Linked DNA regions of Homo sapiens: region 1 is linked to region 2. The links are chromatin loops, found by intact Hi-C in ENCODE. Cell type or tissue: OCI-LY7. All regions are shown on one strand. Each heading gives the region's core, and the rest is flanking DNA. Links, peaks and the distances in the headings are about the cores only. Region 1 overlaps ATG10 (autophagy related 10). Region 2 holds the start of LOC124901018 (a long non-coding RNA gene).

The links. Hi-C counts contacts between places; a loop is a spot of excess contacts. Peaks named below come from ENCODE experiments on the same cell type or tissue, not always from the same donor. Only the 100,000 strongest peaks of a DNase experiment are listed, where the experiment ranks them.
Region 1: it touches region 2 in a loop (2.8-fold over the local background); 15 of 110 quality-filtered maps call a loop at or near these places.

The regions. Positions count from the first base shown.
Region 1 is chr5:82,218,567-82,236,354 of GRCh38, reverse strand. The region is part of intron 5 of ATG10 (autophagy related 10); the gene reads right to left. Among named protein-coding and RNA genes, the nearest start is that of RPS23, 51 kb to the left of the region's middle. In OCI-LY7, for the core only: CTCF peaks have their summits at 10,386 and 10,587; a DNase peak (open chromatin) is centred at 10,614.
Region 2 is chr5:81,853,166-81,862,387 of GRCh38, reverse strand. LOC124901018 (a long non-coding RNA gene) reads right to left here and starts at 9,190. Exons shown (of 6, transcript XR_007058843.1): 1 at 9,131-9,190; 2 at 8,358-8,527. RefSeq lists an enhancer at 5,256-5,305. In OCI-LY7, for the core only: a CTCF peak has its summit at 7,685; no DNase peak of the experiment used is centred there; H3K4me3 peaks cover 867 bases; H3K27ac peaks cover 1,162 bases.

The sequences.
Region 1 (17,788 bases), core at 9,223-11,722, 370 kb before region 2:
TTGTTGTACATAATTTAATCTCTCTGTATTTTGATATGCAAAATGGAAAATGCACTGCTGATACTTCACAGGGTGAAAAGGAGATAACCACCAAGACCATTATAAAGCTTGCTGGGGGAAAATCAGGAGCTTATGTAAATGTCTATTAATTAAACAGTCACGGCTGCACAACTAGGTCAGGCATGATGATAAGACTGAACAACCCACCCCAGCCACCAGCCTCAAGAAGAAGAAATGAACATTTAGTCCTAATAGCACTTGTTGCGTTTTATAAAGAGTCTTAAATTGTAATATTCCCTAACACAACAAGAGTAGCATCTTTCAGACCATCCTCAAATAATTCTTTGATAGAACATAAACTTATTAGAGTCAACAGCCAAAAACAAAACAAAAAAGCAAGCCAATTACTAATGAAGAACTTGTAAAAAGCTAATCAAAGCTCTCATCCAGAGAAAATGAGAAAATCTGAGGCTCAGAATGATTTTGTATATTGATGAGATTTTATATAGCGTCATAGAGAGAAAAATAAAACAGATTTAAGTGAATACAAAAAGGATTCCAAGTCTCTATTTAAAAGCCTTGTTATGTTCCAAGTCAATGTTTTCATTAAAATGTTTTGTTCCAGTAAAAACATCCACTTTAAAAAAATGCCTGACAGGAGGTGCTGTCAGTAGAGGATACTGTCAATTTCTCTGTCTCTCTAGTCAAACCCCTGCAAGTGCAGAAGGGCAGAAAGAAGAATGTTTATTCGGCCCTCACCTGAGGGTGACAGTGTGGTGGATAATGGAGAATAGAGGACCACAATCATTTTTCTCCATGTCAATGGAAAAAACAATTATTTTGTTTGTTTGTTTTGAGAATAAAAAACCTAGTCCAAAGATATAGAGAAGAATCCCAAGAAGGATGTCAGATTAAAGATAAAGAGACAGAGAAGAAAACAGTGGGAGTAAAGTCTGAGGAGAAGTAAGCAATACAAAAGCAGAGCAGATTTCTCAGTGTGATCCCAGGACCATCAGAATCATTTGGGGTTGCTTGTTGACCATGTCATTTCCTGGAACCCACTCCAAATCTGTGATCAACTCCCAAGGCAATGCTCATGCTCACTAAAGATTGAGCACCACCTGCTTCCCTAGGGGAAAAGGCTAGCTTTCTCCAGCATGAATAGAGGAAAGGAAAGAAGAGAGTCATAATGATAGCTGATTCCAGAAGGAAACACAAGGCACGTGGTTTCTGACAGCACCCTCCCCGCCACTGCAAAATAGGAGGCACACCCATCCCCTAGGAGTCTGTGCAGATCAGGTAATTCACGTGTGTGATGCATACTCCAGGGGCGTGCCAGGAAAGCAGAGAGAAGAACTGATGGGCGTAATTAAAGTGGAACAGCACAAACATACTATGGGCTACAAATTACATGTTTATAATTAGTTTAAATTATAAATGCTGCATTTTTCTCCAGTAATACTTTGTTGTCAAAAAAGAATGCAGGAAAGAATTAGGCAGCAAAGCACCTAATGTGTGGGTGATAAGCTTATCAGGGAAGGTGAGTCTGAGCTAGACTGGGTATTCCCTCTAAAAGGGAATCACACAAACAAGTGTATGAACTGAACATTTACTAGGATTCTCCCTAAATTCTAATAATAATACTAAGAGGTTGACATATAATTATTGTAAAGATAAGGAAACTGGGGTTTAGAGATGCCAATTAACTTGCCCAAGGTCATTTAACTTGGAGGTTTGATTTCAAAGTCCCTGATTTACTTTCCAAATCTTTTCAGAGCTAGCGTGACCTTCAAATATACACAGAGGAAATGACACTCAATTTCTAGCATGTCTCTCTACCTGTCCCTTTCCTGAGGTAGTCTGGGGTGTGAGATGCACACATGGGCAATGGGGTTCAAGGTACGAATCTAGGGCAGGGTTTTACGGATGAGCCCAGCAGTGGTCCTGCACACCAGGTACCCTAAGCCCTGCTTCTGCAGGGTGGGCCCTGATACCTGCTCAGTGCTGAGGGCTGTGGGAAACAGAGCAGATGAAGGGTCTCTCCCCCAATATGCTACTTTAGTTTAAGGACTATTTTGAGCTAAAGGTAATTCAAACGCAGCAAATTCAGAAAGAGCTCTTTACCCTCCCCCATCTGCCTAAAAGTATGACATAAACTTCTCTTTGTGAAGGTGTTCCCCTCCCGTCTCCCATACCTGGAACAGATCATCCAGGTATCACCGGACACAGAATGTTGGCACTGAGATGGGTCTGCACAAACAAATCTTACTAAAATCGCCCTTATCTTCCATTAGTTTCTCCTCATATTTACATTCTTATAATCTGTGCCCCTGGAAGCCCAAATCCCTTTTGCTTCCTCTTGTGACTTCTCCACAAATGTATCACCCTTTGTTAAAATGGTGTATAAGCTGCAGGGTCTAACTGCTCCTCTGAGTCTCCATGCCTTTTCTGTAAGGGCACGTAAAAACTAAAATGTTAAATCAAGTAAAATTTGTATGGCTTTTCTCCTGCTAATCTGTTTTTTGTCAATTTAATTTGCAGGCCCTAGGCAGTCAATTAGAGGGTAGACAGAAAAGTTTTTTTTCTCTCCCCTATATAGTAAGAAAGTTGGGGACAGAGAGATGACAGGTAAGGAAGTTGAGGGCAGAGGGGCCTGGGCCTTCTCTGGAACTGCTCTATGTTAACTGCAAAATGATGGAGCATCTGTACCTGGAATTCAAACATGGCACTGGTTCATTTAACTTAGAAGGTCCATGAGGGATAGTCCCATGGGCTGGCAATGCCATCATGTGATTATGGGTTCAAACTCTCACTCTTTCGTTTAAAGCAGTGATGATTAAGATGCTGTAAGAGGGTAAACAAGACCTCAGAGGCACATTTTAAAATTGGAGCCACACAAATATAATATAAACGAAGGAACAATATATTCCTGGGATAATCAGAAGTCAGAAATTTTTATTTTTCAGTTTAAATTAACAGATAATAGACTGCTTCTGGGTTATTAAAGGAAGAAATGTGTTGAAAGGGCAATTCGTTAGTCATTTTTAGGCTCAGATCAGAACATTGGTGATGGTGTCAGACAGTAGAGGTACAGGTTCAGTCAGGTATAACATAGGTGTCTAATGTGATAGGAAAAATATTATCTAGTTAGATGTTACACAAGTGACTGAAAAACTAGAAAGTGAATGTATAAAATGAAGAAAATATACCTGAAAAATACTACCAAAACAAGTGATATATTTCCTAATTAGTCTTATGTAAAGACATCAGCCCTAATTCTTTTTGTATATTTTTAATACTTTCAAAGTCATATTTTAAACCTGAAGAAGAACATTTCAGGCAGAAAGATATAAGAGTAAAGACCATTAGAAGGGAGTGAACTAGATGTGTTCAAGAGCAGAAAGGAGGCTGTAAGGCTGGAATATTGGGAGAGAGAGAAGACAGCAGAAACCCTGAAGCTAGAAAGGAAGGCAGAGTCCAGTGGCTTGATAGCCCTGGGGAGAGAAGGAAGCTGCCCTCCTGCACTTACTTTAAATACAACAGAAAGTTTTAAGTGCTTTATGACAGAATCTGTTATTCACTTAAAAAAAAATGTTGGCTGCTGGGTGGAGAATGAAGACAAGAAGAGAAAAGAAAGCAAAAGAGGCAGGAAGGAAGCTACCATGAAAGCTACTGTATCAAGAAAGAAGGGGCTTGATTAGGGTGAAGACAGTAAAGATGGAGAAAAATAAATGGATTTGAGATATATTGGTGACTAGAAGTTCCAGGGATTGCTATTAGATTGGGATTAAGAAAAAATCCAAGCTATGCATTAATATATATTACCCAACTATATTTTCACAATTCTATAAAGTAGGTATTCTTCCCATTTTGTAGAAATTTATTTGGAGGAATGGCTTATCCAAGGTCGTGGAATGTATAAATGATTGAGCCAAGACTTATGTCCAGATCTAAGAACAAAATTGAGTTTTTCCAATGCCAAGCCTGCTAAGACTAAATACAGAACTTCAGTATGAAACAACTTTCAGGTGGTACGTTTATTCTATTTTTATCTTAAAGTAAAACAATTGGAAGCCTGCACTTTCCAAGCATTAATTCTTTACTTTTTTTCTTCCATTACATTACAGAATGGTGACAATTTTTGACTTAAGTCTATTTCTGAGACACACACTAAACCAAGGACACCACTTTTGAGCTAGGTGTGTTGCGGCACACCCCTGTAAATCAGCAACCAGAAAATTCAAAGATTTCCAAGAATACATTCACAAAACCAGCCTAATTTATTGATAACCAGATACTTATGTCTGGCAACTATCGCACAGGAAGATATTTTATGAGCAACACAAAATAAAATAGCAATCTATTACCTATCATTACTTTTTAGAATGGTGCCAAATATTATTTTAAAGCAACAGAAAAGAGATGAATCTTCAAGATGATTTTTAAAATACTATAATGCTTCTCTTTAGATAAATATAATCAGTATAAATTTCTAATACTCCAGTTACAGCTATAGCTCCTGACAGTTTTTTTCCTTTCTGCTTCTTACCCAACTTTGAAAATATAAGGATTCCTTTTATACCCAGAAGCAGATTTCCCAGTGATTTCATTAAGCTAAAATTAGTTTTTCTCTTTAGCTCTCTCCAAAGAGACTCCATGAAGAAAACTCATAAGCATGCGATAATCCCATTACAAAATATGTGATTCTCCTTCTCATAACGAAAAATGTTAAAGATCTGCCCTATAAAAACCTGGCTACTATGAGGCATTTTCCCCACTTTCTAGAATACTAATAATTTAAAACTAAATAACAAAAAACTATGCTACTAATAGGCTGCCGTATTGAGAAATCATACGCTCCTACAAATAAACATAGTAATAGAGCTTTTCAGACAACCATTGTATTATGGTGTTTTGCAAGTAAGGTATTAGGGGAGACAAATAAACTGATACATATGGACAAGAATGACAACTTCTTATTTTTAAAAAGTGTTTTATTAAAACTTTAAGCAACTTAATAATGTCAAGATTTTTAAAAAGTATAGTCTAATCCCACTTCCTGATCATATCAATTTCTTACATTTCCCCAACTTCTGCTGAAATTTTAAGAATTGTGTTTTTAATAGTTTGGATCTAGTTCAGTATTTTCTAGACAAGAAAGTCTATGACCCAAAAAGAGAGTCTAAGACCCAAAAAGAAAACTAGTACCAAAGATTTCTACATGAACTCATGAGATGAACCTTGATTTAAAGGTTGAGCTCTGAGTTTACCGTCATTTTCTCCCCAGTGGCTCTTCAGGCCAGCAACACTCAACGAAGTTCATGAACGCTTCAGACTAGGGCCTCTTAAAGGTTTATTTCTTCTCAAATTTTATTAATAGCTATCTATCTATCTATCAGTTATGCACATAGTGAATATATACTTTTGTGACTCCATTATTCCTCTTACCTGTTGACATTATTTCATATATAATTTTCCATATTTTACATAGTCCTTATAACTTTCTTTTAATTACATAATTTTCCATCTAGCTAATATATCATAATGGATATTTACATCATTCCATGGTTAGACATTTAGATTTTCCAGTTTTATACTTTTTTTTTTTTTTTTTTTTTTTTTGAGACGGAGTCTCACTCTGTTGCCCAGGCTGGAATGCAGTGGTGCGATCTCAGCTCACTGCAACTTCTGCCTCCCCGGTTCAAGCGATTCTCTTGCCTCAGCCTCCTGAGTAGCTGGGACTACAGGAGCGTGCCACCACACCTGGCTAAGTTTTTGTATTTTTAGTAGAGATGGGGTTTCACCATGTTAGCCAGGATGGTTTCCATCTCTTGACCTCGTGATCCACCCGCCTCGGCATCCCAAAGTGCTGGGATTACAGGCGTGAGCCACCGTGCCCAGCCAGTTTATACTATTATAAATTATGCATATATACTATATATTCCTCTTTATGAATTATTTCCTTATAATAAAAATTTTGGAATGAATAAAAACAGTGGGAATATTTGTATTTCGTATTTGTTGATTTGTATGATCACATTTCCCTCCAAAAAGATGAAACTACATTATTGCCACCAATACAAACTGCTTTATTAGTCCCTCACTGTTTTAAGTAGCCCTGTCTTAATGTGAGAACTAACCCTTCCTTTGAAATATTTCACAAAAACATCACATAGACTCCATAAAGACTTTAGTCAACTAGCTTAGCCCTTATGCTTCTTTCAACTTGGCTGTAGGCTGCAACCTTCAGGAATTAGTGACCTGATGCAAGAGAACATGCAAAGGGTTAGGGCTCGGGATGGGGTTGGGCAACTTTCTTGAATGTTTATAACCACATTATGTCCTTGGATAATGCCTTTTCAGATTGACCAGTGCAGGGATCAGTAACTTTTCAAAAATAGTTTGCCAAGGCTCCAATCTGTATACGAACAGGCCTGCATTATATGACGTGAGTTTCCAATGAGCTGGTACAGCCATCCTTTGGTATTCACAGGGAATGGTTCCAGGACCCCCCTACCTCCCTGCCACAGATAGCAAAACCCATGGATGTTCAAGTCCCTTATGTAAAGTGGCTAGTATAGTTGGCCCTCCATGTCCACAGATATGGACACCTGCAGACATGGAGGACTGACTATTCCTTGGTCTTCACGGGCCATTCAAATAAGAAGTCACATTAACTAAAGCTCACAACTTACTCAGATTCTGTGCCAGTTTGTATAAAATATGGCTATAGCATTAACACACCACTTCTCTAAAAAGCTTTATTTTCCTTGGCTAGGGTCTGAAAAATGATATTAAGTGTAAAAACCAGCACACAAAATTATATATTAATTACAGTTTACAATTGTGGATACACTGACATGAAACTTGCCCAATAAGAAAGTGGCATCCAAACTTTCAACTTGAAGCATGGCATGAAATAAAATTTAAATCAAAATTGTGCCTGTCAAACTCATATAATTAGCAGTAAACACACCTTAGGGCATGCACATGTTCTTCAACACTTATTTTTTAAAGTAGAAAATAGTTCCTTTCTAGCATGTTCCTCCTAAGAGGCTCATTTATTCTTTCCTGTCTTAGCCAGTGCTCCTCCAGTACTGTAACAGCTGCCATCTCCAGCATGAAGTAAAATTGTCTCAGAGCATGCATCCAAGCCATCCGGCCTCTCCATTTCTGCCTCAGGAGAGGGGTCCACTCAGAAATAGCTCGTTTCACAAAAACTTCAAGGGACAAATCCAGCATCCCTACAAAGGCAAGGGATCTCTCCTAGGAATTACTCATCAAATTGGGAGTACATGTGTTTTTTATACACTGACCTTCTCTGTGAAACACTGAAGATATTTCAGTTAAGTTAGTCCACACAAGTCAAATCGACTTTCTGCCACGGGAACCTCAGGCTTCTATAATTTACCTACTTTCTCAACTTGATAAGGAAGGTATTGTTCTTATAGCTGGTACTCAGGAAAATATAAATTATAAAGATAATTTTATGCCTCTACTTTCACTTATGTCCTTACTCCTGTAAATCAGTGTTTTATTCCAGTGTCTCTGAACTTGTTTGCATCACCTAAATTTAAAAAACATCTATCTATATACCCCAGGTACACAAGTTCACCTCTAAAGGTTTTCATTAAATAGTTGCAAATTATATGATTTCCAATGCACGGTACATATTGACAATTTTAAATACAACTATTAATATTACATCATTATCTTAAATGCATTCAATTGAAAATAAACATCCATCATCATTCACTTAAAAAATATATGCAATACAATTGGACATTTTATATATTTCTCCTTGAATTCATATCTCTATTGTGCTCCTCTCAAAGAACTTCATCCTAATGTATATTTTATGCTTAAAAGCTTTTTATTGATCATCTTCTCATAACCAAAAAAATAGAGAGACAAAGGAGTTTATGTTTTAAAATTTCCTGTGGCCATTTTGTTCTATGTTAACTTAGATGTCTGATTGAGTTGTCATAATCATTGCTAGTATTCAATTGATCAAAACAACATAAATATATTATAAAATTTGATAAGCAAATATATAAAGTAAAATATTTTTGGAAATCATGAGTTAATGGCATTATATAGTATTGATACATACTTTTAATAGTACATACATACTTTTTTTTTTTTTTGAGATGGTCCCACTCTGTTGCCCAGGCTGCAGTGCAGTGGTACAGTCATGGCTCCTTACTGCAGCCCTGACCTCTCAGGCTCAAGCGATCCTCCCACCTCAGCTTCCCGAGTAGCTGGGACTACAGGTTCATGCCATCCATGCCCAGCTAATTTTTGTATTTTTTGCAGAGGTGGGGTTTCTCTATATTGCCCAGGCTGGTCTTGAACTCCTGGACTCAAGCAATCCACCTACCTTGGTATCTCAAAGTGCTGGGATTACAGGCATAAGCCACTGCACCCAGCCCATACATACTTTTTATATAGTACATGCTTTTATTCATATGTGTATGAATCAATTTAATCCCCACAATAACCTATTATTATAATCCCCATTTTATAGATGTAGAAACTAAGATAGAGTAAGCATAAATGACTAATCCAGGTCACAGAGCTAGCAAACTGAAGAACCTGGATCTATGCACAGACCTCTGACACAACAGCCCAAGTACTTAACCACTACCCTATATATCCTGACTTAAAAACATGAATTGGGGCCAGGAGTGGTGGCTCATGTCTGTAATCTCAGCACTTTGGGAGGCCGAGGCAGGCGGATCACCTGAGGTTGGGAGTTCGAGACCATCCTTGCCAACCTTGGTGAAACCCCGTCTCTACTAAAAATACAAAAATTAGCTAGTTATGGTGGCAGGCGCCTGTAGTCCCAGTTACATGGGAGGCTGAGGCAGGAGAATCGCTTGAATCTGGGAGGTGGAGGTTGCAGTAAGCCAAGATCGCACCACTGCACTCCAGCCTGGATGACAGATAGATCCTATCTCAAAAAAATAATAATAAAATAAAATTTTAAAATATATATATATGTGTGTGAATTGGGACCTGGGGATACCTTAAATAAAGGGGTTGTCAAATTTCTCCTTTTTCAGTGCCCTGGCTAAGCAATATGTCATGGTAAGGGATGGATGTCGGATGTCAGATGTCTTTCTTTTGTACACTGGAAGAAAGTAAAAAAGGGGAGGGGAACAAGGAAAATCTCAACCACAGGTGCCTTCTCAAGCAGATGGATTTTACAAGAGGGGGCATATAGGAATAGAAGATCTGAAAATTAATTCCTTTAAAACTCTCATGCCCATGTATCTTTGGGAAGTCTTCATCAACCGCCAAGGGTACACATACTCCAGGTTGAATGCCATTGGTTCACATAATCTCTAATACAATACAAATTAGAGAAGATTTTGTGAAACATTTTTAATGCTTTAGAAACAAAATTTAATTAAAATTTAAATTATTTTAACCCTTGAATTTTAAAATGGCAGTTAATTTCAATAATTTGAAAGGATACAAATTCTAAAGTGTAATAGGATAGTAATAAGCATAATTATAATCTGCGTCATAAGTTTATAATGATTAGATGTAATGCATGAAAAGATAGCAGGCCTGTAATAGTGCTATGCATAAAATGCTCCCTTCAAAATCTTTATTTGCATTTCTATTACTGAAATCATTTCCTAATAATGAAGTTGCTATAAGAGAAGCTCCATTACTAAGGAATCACTGTTACAGAAACAATGTTATTAAAGTATTGCTATGTACAGAAACTTTTATTAGGATGATACAAGTTATATATCATTGTAATAAAGCTTCCATTATAATCCTAATTGCATAAATCTGTGTTTGAGTATAGCAATGCTAGAGCTGTAGGACTTTTAATAAAGTATCAAAATAATCTTTTGGTAATAGGATTGTTTGAAATACTAATACTTCAGGGAAGACTGAACTGAGTAATGGGTGATGTTTATTTCACTGACTATACATAGTCTACCAAGAATTAGAAAGAAAAAAAAAAGAAGTAAAAAGAACCCTCATGTACCTAGTAAGATGCAGTGTGGAAATGTATGTGTTGAAGCATATTCACCAGCTCTCTTTAACGTAACAACTACCTATCTCCAATTCACTCATTGGTACAAGAAAGCAAGCTGCTAATATGGGCATTTATAACTGTGGTAATTAAAAGGTTTGATGTTCAGATCTACAGAGAGCTGGCAATCAAAAAGTTAACACACTTACTTAAATATGCCCACAAATACACACACAGTCACATCTTGGAAACTGCCTGTTATAAAAACCAGTAAAGAAATGTGAATTTGGGGGAGAGACAGACAGAGAGAGAGAGAAAGTAAGAATAAATATGAATTGACTTTAAAGGGATGAATTCTTCACCTTCTTCCACTAAAGAAGTTAAATACGTATAACTCACTCTAAGATGCTACTCTATATTACATATAAACAATATACCATAGTGATCCATCTGAGTCATAGCTAGAAGTTAGTATCAGACTTAGGTTCACACTAGAGAATGTTAGCATAATTCTCCAAATGTTTGTTTTTGCATTTGCTCTAATGGAGTCAAGTATTCCCGTTCCCTCTAGAAGCATTTATAATGTTGACCACCAGAGACCGCCAGAGAGCCATCCATCACCCGGTAGGCACAGAGACACTCCTTAATGTACCTGCCATTGTGGAAATCGGCAAGGAAGGCACCAGGCTGTCTGTAAAGGGCTTTGGCATCGGTTAAGGCAGCAGAGGCCATAGCCAGTAGCCCTGTTACAACCACATTCTCTGTCACATAATGAGGTCAAGGCCATTTTGATTTTGAGACCATTCGTGGCTTGCCTACAAAGCAGCAGCTAGATGGACTTGGAATCTGCTTGGAAAGCAAAATGCTTTTACCTTTCCAGAGAGCATCTCCTTTCCTCTTGACCTGCTTTCCAGATGTGATGATCTGCAAACAGCTGGGTGGGGTTAATTTAGAACCCAGGAGGTTCATTTTCTCTACTGACTTAAATGATCGAAAGCAAATATGTGCATTCCCCTAATGTTATGGTCCCCAAATATTTGTATTACCTGAGGGATAGGTATAAGATTTTTTGACCACACAGTCAGTGCTGGCATAAGTTATTTTTCAGGAGTCTAATATTCTTTCATTAAATATGATCAACCCAAACTACTTTGCACTGACACAGTGAGAGACTCTTATTTCTGAAATACCCATAAAATTTGAAATTTCTTCACTTGGGAGTGTGTGACATTAAAAGGGTGCAAGGACTCAATTATCCTATTGGTCAACTAAATACCTGCAGAACAGGAGCACCAAAAATATTGAAGAAATGTCAGCTTCCATGAATTTAATTGGAAATTTGAAATCAGACAATTTTGAAAGAAACTAATTTAATTTCAGCATTCATGTAAGTTTGTAGTTTATAATACATAGATGTCCTTATTTTTAATACATGGGAGGCAGACACCCCAATCTTTTAAATCAGGCATTTCAAGGAAGGTCTAACTTCCCCTTGTGACAGGAATATCATCCTTACTTCAAAGTCTTACACCAAAGTGGTGAAGATTTAAGAGGCTTGAATAAATGTTGACTGATGGATTTCTTTAGAAACTGAATCTACTTTCACTGGCCTCCATTCCCCCACCTTCTCCATAAGCATTTTGTCAGTATTCCTCCAGCACAGCTTTCCTTTAAACACCCTCCTTTCACTCTATCTCCTTGAAGACAATCACTTCCACAGTGGGCTTTCACAAGCATCTCTTTCCCTCCAGCCTGCCAGAACCTCCCACCTGCTTTCCTTTGTTTTAGAGCCTCTATTCTCTCCTTCCCCCTGCATGCAAATACCCGATTCATAGTCCCAACTACTAATTTTATGCCACTCCCTTGCTCAAAATTATTTCTAACTACTCCCTTGCTTCTTAGGTAAAGCTGAACCTTTTGGGGGCCTGGATCCCTTTCAATATGCAATGAGAGCTATGGACCTCAGAATAATGCATAATGTATACAGGCTTTTGCCCATGTTGCATGTGGTTTAAATAAACCCTGAAGCCTGGGTATTTGTGACCTCTAGGTAAAAATCCTAAACCTATATAATAAAGTTTCAATTGCATGGCCCTCTACTTGTTTTCCCTGCAGGCTGGCACAAACTACTTTTCCAGCATTATCATCTATCAGACTGCCCCTAATCACAGAAAAGAGTGGGGGCTTCATTAAGCACCTACCATGCCCCGGACTATTCTAAGCCCTAAATACATAGCAGCAAACACAACAACAAAGGTTCTACTATTCTCATATTCTGTCGACCCATGGTCATCCTTTGCCTTGTCACACCCTGGCCGACTGCTGGTTATTTCCAAAGGTATGCAATCCTTACTTTTAGAAGGCTGGCTTCACATGCATTTTATATTCTTGTTCTGGTTTGCTCTCTAGTCACAGGATGACTAGTGTTTCCTCACCTCTGGGTTCATCCCCCTATCTCGAATACTCCCTCATTTCCTTCCTCATCTACCAAATATTCTAAGATAGTATCAAGCCTCTCTCTCTCATTCTCAAATCTTTCTAGAATCATTTCAGTTCATAATAAACAAACTCTCTACTTAAAATTTCTATCAGTGACCTAGCACTTTATCATATATATGTGCCTGTAACATCTATATAAGACTATAAAGGTTGTTTCATTATGTAATTTTTTATTATTGATTAATTCTTCTGTGTAATCTGTGCATTATTGCCCCATCTTTGGGGAAAGAAGACCATGCCATAGATTTCTGTTTCCTGAACAATGCTGTCTCTCATAGTGCTGTTTATATACACCACCACTAAATCTCTATTTGTTGGTTATTGGTGATTGATTGCAAAAGATGATGCCACCAAGATGATGAAACTTATCTCTAACTTTCAAGGGCGATCTATAGACATTTAGGAGAGTCTTTCACTGCTTAAGGATTGATAATATGACCAAAGTGATGCACAACTTAGTAAACCAACCTAACCACTGTTATTCATCATTGTGACTATGAGCCACAAGTGTGCAGACATTGGCATGCAGACAATATGTAATAAGATTGTTTATATTCCAAATAATAATTTGCTTTTTCCATCTAAATACAGTAGAGATTGGATGCATTCTTTTCTGACCTAATCTTAGTGTTAATACCTGAAGTGCAATCTTTGAAGGCAACAAAGAACATCTTAAAACAAACAAAAAAACAGATAGCAAATGATAATGGCATACAACTGCAGCCTTGTTTGGTGCTATTAGTGACTGTAAATGCATTTGCTATCTCTCGTCTGCATCTATAACTCTCACCATCATTTCCTCACAGAGTAAACAAATGTTGCTTATAAACTTCCACACACAGCCTGCCTTTGAAAGATTTTCCAACCTACCAACTTGCTTAACAGAATTAAATGCCTTGTTAAAACCAAGTACCCGGCATACAAATTACAACACTATTCTTAGGACTATATCACGGGTAGTGTGACTACACTTCTTAAGTATGATACTTGTTTTCTTTGAAACCTGAAAGAACAATATGCCCTGATTGTTATCCTGGCATGTACAGTTCCATTCATGCCTGTGCAACTGCACAGCTGATGTGCCTTTGAAATCCTGAAGAATGTCTTCTGCCTTCCCAGACCTGGGGCAATCTCCACGTGGTAGCTATTTACCTCAGCAGCAAATTTCCATAAAACTATAATCACTACCAGATGGCCCACCAAATGATGATTGTTTGATGGCAAAAAATACATATATGAATCTTTCTCTATTTAAATATAACATCATTTGTTATTTGAGCTTATGTTCTATACTAACACATAGTAGTGTTAATTTGGAATTTGGTGAATAAATTAATGGAAATTATGTTCATCATCAATTTGAGACAAGATCATTAATAACAGTACTAGCCAGTGTGATTGCATACTATGTGCTAGGATCTATTCTAAATAGTTTATATTTACTATTGTATTTAATCCAGGAAACTTCATGAGGGATGTACTACTAGGATCACCATTTCACAGATGAGGAAATTAAGGCATAGAAAGGCTCAGTACCTTGCTCCAGTATTCACAACTAATTTGGAAAAGCCAACAGTTGATCCAGGCAGTTTGGCTGTAAAATCAAAGGCTCTTAATCACTATTTTATACCACTTCCCATTTAACTAGTTTCATTATTAAATTGGGAAGTTGGTGTACCACTAACTATACTTTGTCTTGCCATGGCAGAGGAAAAATACAAGCACAAAATCACAAATCAAGAAGGCTGCTGCTCTTTCTATAACACTGGGGAGAGAGTACTCTTCAAACCATCAGACATTTTCTCTAACTTCTGTTTCTTTAACTTAGGAAGAAATGCACTAATCAATATCACATTTTGGCTTACTTCAAGCATGACCTTTAATGCAACTCCGATACAAGATTTTCTGTTAACATATTCACTAAAAGACTAGCAAAACGTTTCTTTGGTTAATATTCTGATTGGAGTGCAAAGTCAGGGCTTCAGACTCAGAATTAATGCTGAGTTTGCTAACAATATACTCAAGGGCTGCTGGCCATCTGTATCTCCTCTGTATTCCTCTAGCACATAACAGTCTGAAAGTAGCATTTGGTTGCTGCTATCATTATTTTTACTCATTTCAAAATATATTTTTGCATGCCTATATCTTATATTGCCAGCATCACATTCTTGAACCATCTCTACATTGTGGCTTTTGAGTCCTATCAAATAAATGGTGGCTTCGGAGTCCTATCAAATGGTCTGATGCTGTCTTGGCTGTTGGCTTCCCTGGCTGCTGGAAAAGCCTCAGTGTAATAGATGGTGGCCACACCAAGACACGGTGTATAGGTTGCTCTGTCCCTGTGATTATCTAACATATGGGTGTCTTCTAAATTATCACTGCACTTGGTACCTGATCTGCAACCAGAAGGCAAAAAGTGTACATAGTGTTTTTCAAGAGCTCTATCAGATCAGTCATGTCATTGAACATTTATTAGTCCTAATAAATGTTATGAAGAGGTTACAAACCACTTATGAATGTTTCCCAAAACAAAACAAAATATAGCCCCTACTGTAGAAGAGGTTGTAATTCAGTAGGAGAGAGATGCCTTGACATCTCTCTGGAAACAACAGTTTCCAGCTGGGAATGCTAAAGAGAGAAATGCAGAGGTATTGCATCACAGGGCCCAGAAGGGAGCCATGCTAGCTGAGAAAGGAAACCTAGGCCAGGCGGGAAAGGTGTTCCAGACAGAGAGAAGCACAGAAGCAAAGGCCTGAAGTCAATAAACAGCATGTATATATAGAAACCATAAAAGAGATGGAAGGCCGGGCACAGTGGCTCATGCCTGTCATCCCAGCACTTTGGGAAGCCAAGGACGGTGGATCACGAGGTCAGGGGTTTCAAGACTAGCCTGGCCAATATGGTGAAACCCCATCCCTACTAAAAATACAAAAATTAGCCAGGCATGGTGGCACGTGCCTGTAGTCCCAGTTGGGAGGCTGAGGCAGGAGAATTGCTTGAATCCAGGAGGCAGAGGTCGCAGAGAGCCAAGATCATGCTACTGTACTCCAGCCTGGGCAACAAAGCGAGATTCCATCTTTAACAAAAAAAAAAAAAGAGAGAGAAAGAGAGAGATGGAGTAGTACATCAGGGACCCAGGAGGCAGAGCTTGCAGAGAGCCAAGATCACGCTACTGCACTCCAGCCTAGGCGACAAAGCAAGACTCCATCTTAAAAAAAAAAAAGAGAGAGAGAGAGAGATGGAGTACATGAGGGAGAGAAGTTAAAACACACTGCATTTGTGATTTAAAAAAAATCCAGCCAGGCGCGGTAGCTCACACCTGTAATCCCAGCACTTTGGGAGGCCGAGGCAGGCAGATCACGAGGTCAGGAGATCGAGACCATCCTGGCTAACACAGTGAAACCCCATCTCTACTAAAAATACAAAAAATTGGCCAGGCGTGGTGGCGGGTGCCTGTAGTCCCAGCTACTTGGGAGGCTGAGGCAGGAGAATGGCGTGAACCCGGGAGGCAGAGCTGGCAGTGAGCCGAAACTGCGCCACTGCACTCCAGCCTGGGTGACAGAGCGAGACTCCATCTCAAAAAAAAAAAGCCTTCCACTGCCCACCTGTCCTGCTCTGTCCCTGACCTTCTGCCATGCTCCCAGCCACCAGCATTAGCTGATTAGAATTTGTTTGCTGGTCCTGTCTTTGTGACCCTGCACGCACTGCTCACTCCCTCTTATTCCCTTCCCCATGTGCATGACCAACAAATGCTGATTCAGTTGGTGGATTACTCCATCTATGAGGCCTTTGCTTATTCTCCCAGGCAGAAAAACTGCACTTGTTCCTTCCTAACTCCTTAGATACCTTTACAGTGGCTCTCCTACTGTTTTGCAATTGCTTGTTTGCACAGCCATCTCCCCACCAGAATATAAGTTCTTTGAGGGCAAGGACTGTGTGTTAGCTGTGTTCTATCCCCAGCACTAACCATAACAACTGCTCATAATAGGTGCTCCTTTAATATTTGTGAATGAGAGAAAGAGGAAAAAATAAATCACTTCTACTCCCTTCTCAGATTCTAATAAGTCCATAAGTAATTAAAGCATGTAGAGCAAACAGTATAGTTAAAATTGGCTTGGCTAAAAGTAATGTTAGTAATGAATGTGAGGTGAGTCTTCTCTCTGTGGCCAGGTGGGCAGCAGCTAATGGATGTGAAGGTGTTGCTGGTGATTGGCCCAACAGTCCTTGCCAGAATGGTGCAGCTGTATTGGTTTTAGGCTCCTAGTCTGACTCCTAAGCAACATATAAGCCTCAGCACAGTCTTGTGGCATGTGAAAGTCTCACTAGCTACAAAGACAAGGCTAATATGAGAGGACTATTTGGGTTATAATATAATACCATTACATGCCAACACTATGTGTCTGCAGGACCTAGTAAACAGTCAGTGCCTATTAAATGTTTCCTATTAACATAGATTTTCACCAGAAGAGAAGGGAATCAGTGGAACCGCCATCCTAGCATGCTAATTAATTCTCTGTGTGAAAAGAAGTACTAATCTCCATTTTAAAGCATCAATCATGGAAAATAAACTCAAATGTGACCAGATTTTAAAATACTACTTGTTCTAAAATCAGATGTAAATGAAAGCTTTCAGGATTCTGCAAGAGGCGATTACAGTGTACATGGTACTATGAAACCCCATTTAAACTCAATCTTCTAGAAAACTTTAAAATACTTTTTCCAGTTTGAAACTGTTCTCTAATATCACTCTTCATATGCTTTCCTTGTCTAAGAAGCTTTGCTCTGTAAAAATTTCTCCCAATTTTTAAGTAAGATATTACAGAATTTCCCAGAAGCATTAGCGACGGTTCCTTAGCAACTGTTGATATGTCTCAAAACAACCTGAGACAATCTTCTCTGAGACATGTAGTCTCTCCCTCTCTCCACTAACAGAATTCCACAATATGGCAAAAAAGATTCGTGCAGCTAAAAATAGCTTCCAACACACATTTTTAAACTTGACAGAGTCTTAATGATTTAAGTCTTCCATATCACAGCTTGGGTTAGGTGCGCCTCAACAACAGTATATCAAAGAGCTCTGTGCAGAGAGATTTTAGAATCTTTTTCTTTTTTAATCACACCATTAACACTCCTGACATTTCAGAAATAATGTTTATCGATTTTGGTGTTAGCACTCCCATAAATTAAGTGATGTAATGGACGGAATTATTGTGGTACTATAAAGAATGTGTCATTCAGATTGTTAACTACATATGAGAAAAAAAACACAGAGACTCTGGATTCATGTAAAAA
Region 2 (9,222 bases), core at 6,723-9,222:
GAAAACATTGAGGCTCTAAGGATCTCTGCTGGGTTGATTGAGGTTGGGGTGAGAGAAAGTCAGACCTAGAAGGACAGGAGGCTGTTGTCAGAGGATAAGACATTAGAGTTTGAGAATTTAGGGGGATTTCAGATTCACTTCTGCCCAACTTTTATTCCCCTCTCTAATATTCAAAAATACAGCTTCTAAGTCATCCAGACCAGAGTCTCTCATTAAGTTTCAGCTCTAGATGAGTAATATTGAGGAAGAAATCCTCTGAGGCTTCTATTTCTTCCACTATAATCTAGTGATTGTAAAATGCCTACCTCAGGTTGTTGTGTGAAAATCAAATGAATTGATAAATATAAGGCACCTACATTATGCTGTATATAGTATATAGTAGAAGCTCAATATACAATACACATTGTCACTCTTACATTATTATTACATCAACATCATTATCATTAGCCTGTACATGGTTGAGAGACACTTTAAAGACAGTATGAGGGCAAGGCTCAGTGTCTCATTCATTATGTATCCTTATGACTTAGCTCAGAGCCTGGCACATCAGAGGTACTTAATGAATGGATATGCAACCCAAGCCTTTGCTGCTTTCCGTTTCACGAGTCTCCCACCTCTAGTGTATCTGGGGAAACCTTTTTTTTTTCTCGTATCTGCTTCTGGTTCAGTTCACACCAAAGCCTGCTTCTTTGTCTGACTTCACTCAACTAATATTATTTGAGGCCCACTTTGCATCAGGCACTTTGCTATGAAGCAGGATATAACGGTGCAGAAGTGGATGAGGTCTTTGTCCTCATTAAAACTATAGGGGTGGCTGGGACGCAGTGGCTCACACCTGTAATCCCAGCACTTTGGGAGGCCAAGGCAGGTAGATCACAAGGTCAGGAGATCGAGATCATCCTGGCCAAGATGGTGAAACCCGTCTCTACTAAAATACAAAAAATTAGCCAGTCGTGGTGGTGCATGCCTGTAGTCCCAGCTACTCGGGAGGCTGAGGCAGGGGAATCGCTTGAACCCAGGAGGCGGAGGTTGCAGTGAGCCGAGATTGCACCACTGCACTCCAGCCTGGCGATAGAGTGAGACTCCATATCCAAAACAGAACAAAAACTATAGGGGAAGCAGACATTTATGAGATAATCTTACAAATAAATGCTAAGCTGTAACTGTGATGCTTGCCATTAAGGAGAGGCTACCGAAAGGAGATTACCTAGTCAGGGAGGGTAGGGGAGGTTTCCCTGTATAAATGATGATTAAGCTGAGGATAAGAAAAAATTAATTTGACATAAAGGGAATGGAAGAGCTCCCTAGACAAAGGGAACAGTATATGCAAATTGTCTCTAAGAAGAAGCACATCAAGCATCAGACATGTGTGGTTGGAAGAGAAAGATACAGAAACCCTGTTTTGTTAGATAATGCCAGAAAGAAAGGTGGTGGCCACAGCATACGGGGCCCAGAATCTTCAGGCATTCTACCACTGGTCACCACTGGAACTATAAGATACCAGCTTTCTTGACTAGGTGTTGGTCTTAGCCAAAGAGAAATGATGGAAAGACCTTACTTCACTTTACTTTCCTCTTAATTCCCTATATACCACTAGCTCAAGACTGCCATGAAGAGCAGAATTTTTACATAAAGGTAGAGAATAATGGAGGGGAAAATATAGCATAGTTTGGAACAAGGAAGAACTGAAAATTTTTCAGTTTTCAGACATTATTGGTTTTAAAATGTTCCCAGTCCATCTTTAACTCCAAACTTAGGATGCTAAACCAAGGCCATCTACACTGGGTTTCTATCCCTAGCAACACAGTTGCAGCATTGTTCCTTCTGATGTTTGTTGTCTTTAACCTAACCCAGATCGTATTGTTAAGTATGACTTCCACCACTACAGATGACAGCACAAAGTATGTAAGTGCATGAAGGCAGGCTCGTTTCTTTGAGTTCATTTCTTCTATCACAGTGAATGACCAAGAACTTCTAGGTCAGCCCACTGAAAACCAGTGAGATGACTTTGTATAATCAAACTCCTATTAACCCATTTATGCCTGAGGCTGCAATTTTTTGAATTTTTCCAATCAGACCTTGGCAATGACCTTGAGCAGCAGGATATAAATAACTCCCACATGCTTAGTGTTCCAATAATGGAACACTAGGCATAAGTGGGCTAATATTAATAAATTAAAAACCTACACGACTTAAAACTTTTCATTCATTTAACTAGCATTTATATAGCACTGAAAATTGTGCCATAGACTGTGCTAGTTCGTGACACACAGGAAGATGAGTAAATCAAAGTTCTTGGCCAGAAAGAACTCAAAAGACAGATCATTTCAATTCAGTGCTTTGTAACAGTGCTGTAACCCAGTGTGACTGTGTTTTGTGGGAGCACAGAGGAGAGTAATTTTCTCTGGGGAATTGGGATGAGGGGACCTCACACAGAACGTAACATTTGAGATGTGGCCTTGAAGAATGAATTGGAGCATTCCAGGAAGAGAGAAAAGAAGGTCTATTCCGAGCACAGGGAACAACATGTGAGAGGCATGTTGGAATGTCTGTCTAGAGAGATGAACCAGGAGGCGCTGACAGACTTTACGGCCTTCATAAAGCAATGATGTAACCAAATCAATTTCTTAAAACTGACTTCAAAGCTCTGGAGATGCCATGCAGCATCATCGCTACTTACCCTTTTAAAGAAATTTTCCTTAGATGTTGTGTACGTTAGTCAAGAAAAATTCAGCCAGTTGTCTTGGGTATTTAGACACAATTTTAAAATTTCATCCAGATAGGCACTAGATAAACCCAGTAATAGGTTTCTAGCCTTGTGGTTTACTCAGCACCTAATCATTGTGGTCCCAAATCAGAGCACTGTATAGAGACCACAAAATGACATCTGAATACAAAGTAAGGATGAATTAGGTGGGCAAGTCCAACAAAATGCAACCATGGAGGCCAGACGTGGTGGCTCACGCCTGTAATCCCAGCACTTTGGGAGGCCAAGGCGGGTGGATCACTTGAGGTCAGGAGTTTGAGACCAGCCTGGCCAACATGGCGAAACTCCATCCCTACTAAAAATACAAAAATTAGCCGGGCGTGGTGGCACCTGCCTGTAGTCCCAGCTACTCGAGACACTAAGACAGGAGAATCACTTGAACCCAGGAGGTGGAGGTTGCAGTGAGCTGAGATTACACCACTGCACTCCAGCCTGGGCAACAGAGCAAGACTCTGTCTCAAAAAAAAAAAAAAAAAAAGCAACCATGCTGCTGATTGGAAAGTCCAGTCAATTCCTGGTTATTTCTGTGTGGATGAGCCACCATTTGCTGTACTCCATTGCCTAGTAATAGTAAGACCAACTATTCACTGAGCGACTATTATGTGTCAGGAGCTTTACCTATGTAACAATCTCTAACCCCCACATGCTTTAGTTGGAAACCTGGCTGTACCATTCACCTTGACTTCGGAAAAGTTGCCTGACTTCTCTATGCCCAAATGTCCGCATCTGTACAATGGGGATACTCTATGTGAGCACTCAGAAAATTGAGGAGCACAATTTTTTTTTTGCTGTTATAATTATTAAGAGCCAGACTAAATTACTCAGTAACCCTTTGCTGCCAAGCATTACCAATATAAAATCTGCCCTACATGAAGGCAACTAGAAAGGTAAATGTCCTATAAAATGATTACAGCTTCCAAAAATAATACAGAAATGACTTCAGATGAAGTCTTTATTTCCCTTCATGATTTGGGACCATAGAAGGATGACATTATTCTTAAGCTGTGTGGCTGTAGCTCTCAAAATTCAGCATATATAAAAATCACTTAGGAAACCGTTGAAACTGCAGATTCTTGAGCACACTCCCACCCCACCCAAGATGCTGGTTCAGGAGGTCTGAGATGACTACTGAGTTTCATTGTCATTTCTTACTTAAAGAGAAAGGGAAAAAAAATCTGGAGGTTTTTTCCCCCTGTTAATTATGTGAGCCATCAGCTCAAATCCCCCACTATTAACCTGAAGCCCATTTGGATTTCTGCAAATCCAAAGCTTCATTCTCTTTCATGTTCTCTTGGCTCTAACCCAATGCCTAGGTTCCCCCAGGTCCAGAATTCTCTGAAACTAACTATTTTGCCTTCCTCTAGGAGTAGGGAAGTAGGACTGACTTTCCAACGTTTAACCCTTGAGAAATAGCTGCAGTGGTTCAGCACATCAAAAGCATGAGTATGCTATAGCAACAGGAGGGGGGATTTCTCCTAGCCTTCAATTTTTCTTTTTCTTATAAAATCAGGGTAAGCACTAAAAAGTAGAAATGAAATAAAAGGCTGAGAAAATCTTGTTCTTTCTCTTACTCTCTTAAGATACTTTTTGAGATAAATCCCTGGGCAAGGAAGTGCTAACATTTTACAGAAATTATGAAGCATCAAGACTCACAGGAAAAACCCTGTTCTTATCCCAGCACTCACTTTGAGAGGGCACTCCAGAGCCCAGGCAAAGCTAGCCTGGAAAATACTGAATTGATGACTTTGCCACGCCAAGGTTTCTCCCCGGTGGGGTATGTGCCAGGCGTCTCCTCTGTGCCTCCCTGTGCTGGGTCCTCGCGTGCTGCATACTCCCTGGACTCGGTCCCACCTCCACCAGCCTCCTAGGCAGGAGGAAATGCAGAATCTGCTCTACCCCAGGTTGCCGCTGACAACTGAAAACTGAGTCCAGGGAGACAGCGTCCTGGGCAGCCTGTTTTTGCTTTTTCCCAATCTGTTCAATTCAGTTTCCTGCCGACAGGAGCGTTCTCTTTTGCCAGCTTTAAATCACTGAGTGCCCTGGGCATAGGCCCGGCCTCTGGAGCTGTGCCCAGTGCTTGGCCCACTGCTTGGCTCACTGCCCAGGAGTTGTCAAGTGTCTGGACAGGGTATCTGTCCCTTCAGCTGCCTGTCCTCCAATCTTCTCCTTGGAACAGTGAGATGGGACACATCCATCCCTGTCATTTTTCCAAGCCTACCCAAAAGCTTCTTCATGCCCTTGTTATGGGAATGGCGCAGTATGGTTACAAGCATGGGCTAAATGGGGAGGGTTCTGGGACTTTTAAAGGCATTTAGGGATTCCTTCTGAGCCCTCCAGTGGTCATAAAATACTTTAAAGGGCTTCTGGGCCCTGGGCTGTGGGTTCTCCAGGAACCACAACCTGAAAGCAGCCTCTGCTTACAGGCCTCTTCTAGAACTTCTTCATCCTTAAGATCCTTTGACTAAAAATAGTTTTTTGGGGGTGGGGGCGGAAATAAACCTGGCTAATTTTATCTTTAAAGAGCTTTTAAGTGAGGCTGAACCTGTTAATCTGTGCTCTGCCAGAGGAGGCCTGATGGGGGCACACTACAGGATACAGACTAGAGGAGAAGAATCAGGCGTGTGGCATAAAGAAGGAACCACCAGCTAGGAGGAAGGATGGCAAGGCTGGAGAATCCTGGCAGGTCAGATTTCCCACACCAGGCTCCTAAACACAGAGATTTCCATCATATGTAAATCTCCAAAGTAGGATGCATTCAGAAAATTGTAGGAAAGTAAACATATTATTTTTCCACTAGGTAAGTGGCCATCGCACATGTTACATATCTGGAAATTTAAGTTAGAGCAGCTTGATCCTTTTCATATCTAATTCTTAGTAGTAGTTCCAAGCCAGGTTGGTATTGCTTATTAACAAAACCGAGGCTTCTTCCCGCACCCCCCACCGCCCACCATAAAAAGGCAGTTATCCCTATAACATAAATCTATATATTAAAAATTTTTGCTATGTTTCCAAAATCATAAGCAAGAGAACCAGGTTCTTTTCCTAATTCAAGATTCTTTATTTCCATATAAACAGAAAGAAATGTCTGATTAGGTTTTTAGAAAACAAGTTTAGCTTGCAGAATAAGCCATTAGAAAAAATCTCAATTTTACCTTTATATACAGCACATTTGGAAAGAAAAACAATTGTGGACCAAAGAAATCATGACATGCTAAAATGTAATTGCCGTGATGACTCTGATTACAGCCACAGTCAAAAGATATTCTAAACTTTTAAACCCACAGTTTAGTTAACTTTTTTTCATGTCTCCTCATTATAATAACAAGTCATAGAATAAATGGTCATTTAGAGCATTATTTATCTAATTCCCACATTTGCAATGAGCTGGAGATACTTTCCACATTCCACTTTTAAAAATTCACTAAAAATTCTTTGGGTCGCAGGAGTAAAATTAAACATCCTGCCATGGATAATGGTAAGTGAAATTGCAATCTGTGGTCCTGGGTGTAAAGATTAGCTTCACTCCAAAGCATTCCCAAATAGAATAACTTCAAATGCTAAACTTTTCTTTAATATTCCTTATGGACAAAGAGATTCTATAACAACTTGAGGAAAAAAACCTATTCTATGTTGTGTGAAAACGTTAAAGATATTTTTATCTATAAAACTACAATTATTATCAAGGGTTTACTAACCCATTTAGGATTTTAGAATCTTTCCTGTCTCATTTCAGCATACGGTACTTTTTGGCTAAATACATAAACTCATTATAATTTCAACACAGAATTTTTTACAGCAGCAGCAGTAGCACTCCCAAACATGTAAAAACATGTTACAGGTTATAAAACAGCAACAGATTTCAAGTGCAGTCAAAGTAATCTCAGATTAAAACTGGCAGCAAGTCCTAATAAGCACATTCACCCAAAAAATAGCATTAGAGATTGGACTGGTTATTAAAAACAAAGAAGGAAAATAGAAATAGGACATGAATGTAGCATAATACAAATACACACACACACACACAAACACAGCGAGACAGAGAGAGAGAATATAGTATGCATAGGTATTAAAATACATATATATTTTAGCAGACAGAAAATCCCAAACAGCCCTATAGGAAGCAGGTATCTCTCTCTCACAGAACTGCTTTCATTTTGACCCAAATTTGCTGGCTTACTTGAAATGATTTTACCTTTCTCATTACAAATTCATTTAAAGTAAAACTGTAGAATCTTGAAATTTAGAGCATCAAAAATTATTTATCTTAAGGGAATGAATTCTGCCATTATTTAATTTCATATACTATTTCTTTTCTTTTGTCATTTTTTGGTGTTAAATTTTGCAAATTTAGTCTAATGCCAACCAGTGATCTGCCTGGGAAACTTGCCTTAGCAGGCAGATGTCCAGATCAAAAAATAGCCTAGCCTATCTTTATGGAAGAAATATACACAAACATTCACACATCATACAAAACAAGGTTGAAATGGGTGGGGCCACTTGATTGACGTCCATTTGTCACTTTCATTGGAAAATTTCATGGGCAGCTTCCAATATGCTTAGACAAATTTAGATGAATGAAAGCGCTGACTAATGATGCTATTATCTATATACCAAATATAGAAGAAGGCCTGAAAACTCTGAGTTGCTCATGTGAACTACTAAAACGAGGGGGGAGGAGAACTTAGAAAAATGAGAAAGATATATGTTAAGACAGCAAATTAATGAAAAGAAATAGCATTCAGATATGTAAAATGATAAAAGATCTTAGTGTATTCAACAGGGCCAAGTCTTTAAGAATTGCAAAAAATGCATTATCTACCATCTTTTTAGCAATAAAATTATTTTAACCATCAATAACTAAGGGTTGTTATTTTAGGAGAATGAAGTCAATACATTTGTTTCCCTGAGGCAGGCAGGGGCAGTATTGTGCTATTCCTGAACTTCATTAATATTCATTAATTTTTAAAGCAGTTTGGTTAGCTTTGGCTATTATCTATGCAGATATTTTGCCTTTAAATAAAAATAATGACAAGAACTTCATTATTTAAAAATGTAATTAGCATGAAATTCAAAACCTATGTTTTCATTAGTGGACACTATTCACTGGAAAGTATATATTTTTCAGAAAGATCTGTTTTAATTGAATTTCTAGGATAAAATTCTAAAAGTCATGCTGACTAATATAACCTAAATGTAACTGAAATTAAACTGAAAATACTTTACAAATTTTTCAAATCAATCTCCACTTTAAAGAACACCATAGTTGACCCAATTAGTTCTGCAAATGAATTCAGTTGTTTGACATTCTTCAGCATTTCACAGTAGACTATTTTCACCCATCCAGCGCCTTAGATCTCTAAAGACCCCAATGCACATTTAGTGATATTTACCTTATGAAGTAACTAAATCCAGATGAGCATAGAGCTCACATCACTGTAAAAAGAAATTGTTTCCTCGTGCTTCCCACTCCCATTCCGGAACTAGAAACTGAAAACTCTGAAAATTATCCTTGTGCAAGTAGGGAATTTCAGACAGAAATGCAAAATAGTTTTATTTGTAAATAAGCCCAACCATAGGAAGCATACAATACCTTGTTCTGCGAAAGGCCTCCAGTCTTTGTAAATCAGGCTTTTTACACTATGACAGATGAACAACCAGGGCAAATAATTCATGCACATGGAGTTGGAAATGGAATTCTCCACATGTCCTTCATTCACCTGTCCACACTGAGGTCCAATATGTTGAGTAGTACTTTGTGGACTATAAGAAAATAAGTAAATAGAAATACCACCCGAAGAACAGGAGTCTGAATAAATAATTAAGGGAAATTTTTGAGGCATGGCCAAGGGGAAAATTTTACCGTAGTGAATAGCCAAACTTTTCAAAAAACACATTTCTCTCTGCCCTGCCACCATCCCCCCACCGTGTGTGTGTGTGTGTGTGTGTGTGTGTGTGTGTGTGTATGTGTGGGCGCGCGCGCATTTAAGGACTGCCTGCTCTATAACTGTATTTTAATGCATTTGATTTCTGTTTGTCCAAAGTACCTTCCAGTTTCAAGAAACGCCCCGGTTATATTTTCTTCAGATTTTGTTTTTTTGTTTAAGGTAAGCTGGCCCCTTAAGACTGATACAATTTTCCAGTTTAGGGCAGTTTGAAAAAGAGGAGAAAGCATCTTGCTTCTTGCTATTGAAGATACATGACTGTAGACCTAATTTTCCTAAAAACATACTCACTAACAGATGACCAACAAGAAGAGAAAATTCAGCTCTTCGCTTCCTAAATGGATGAAACCTGCCTCCCCACTCCCACAATATCATAGTGGGATAATGAGTAATATTAATCTCTTCAGAGATATTTACTCACTCCGACTTATTTTTGAAGAGTAGAGAAGAATGTGGCTGCACCCACAGGTGGACAGATACTGAACTCTCTCAGCCGCCCCATCTGCCTGGACA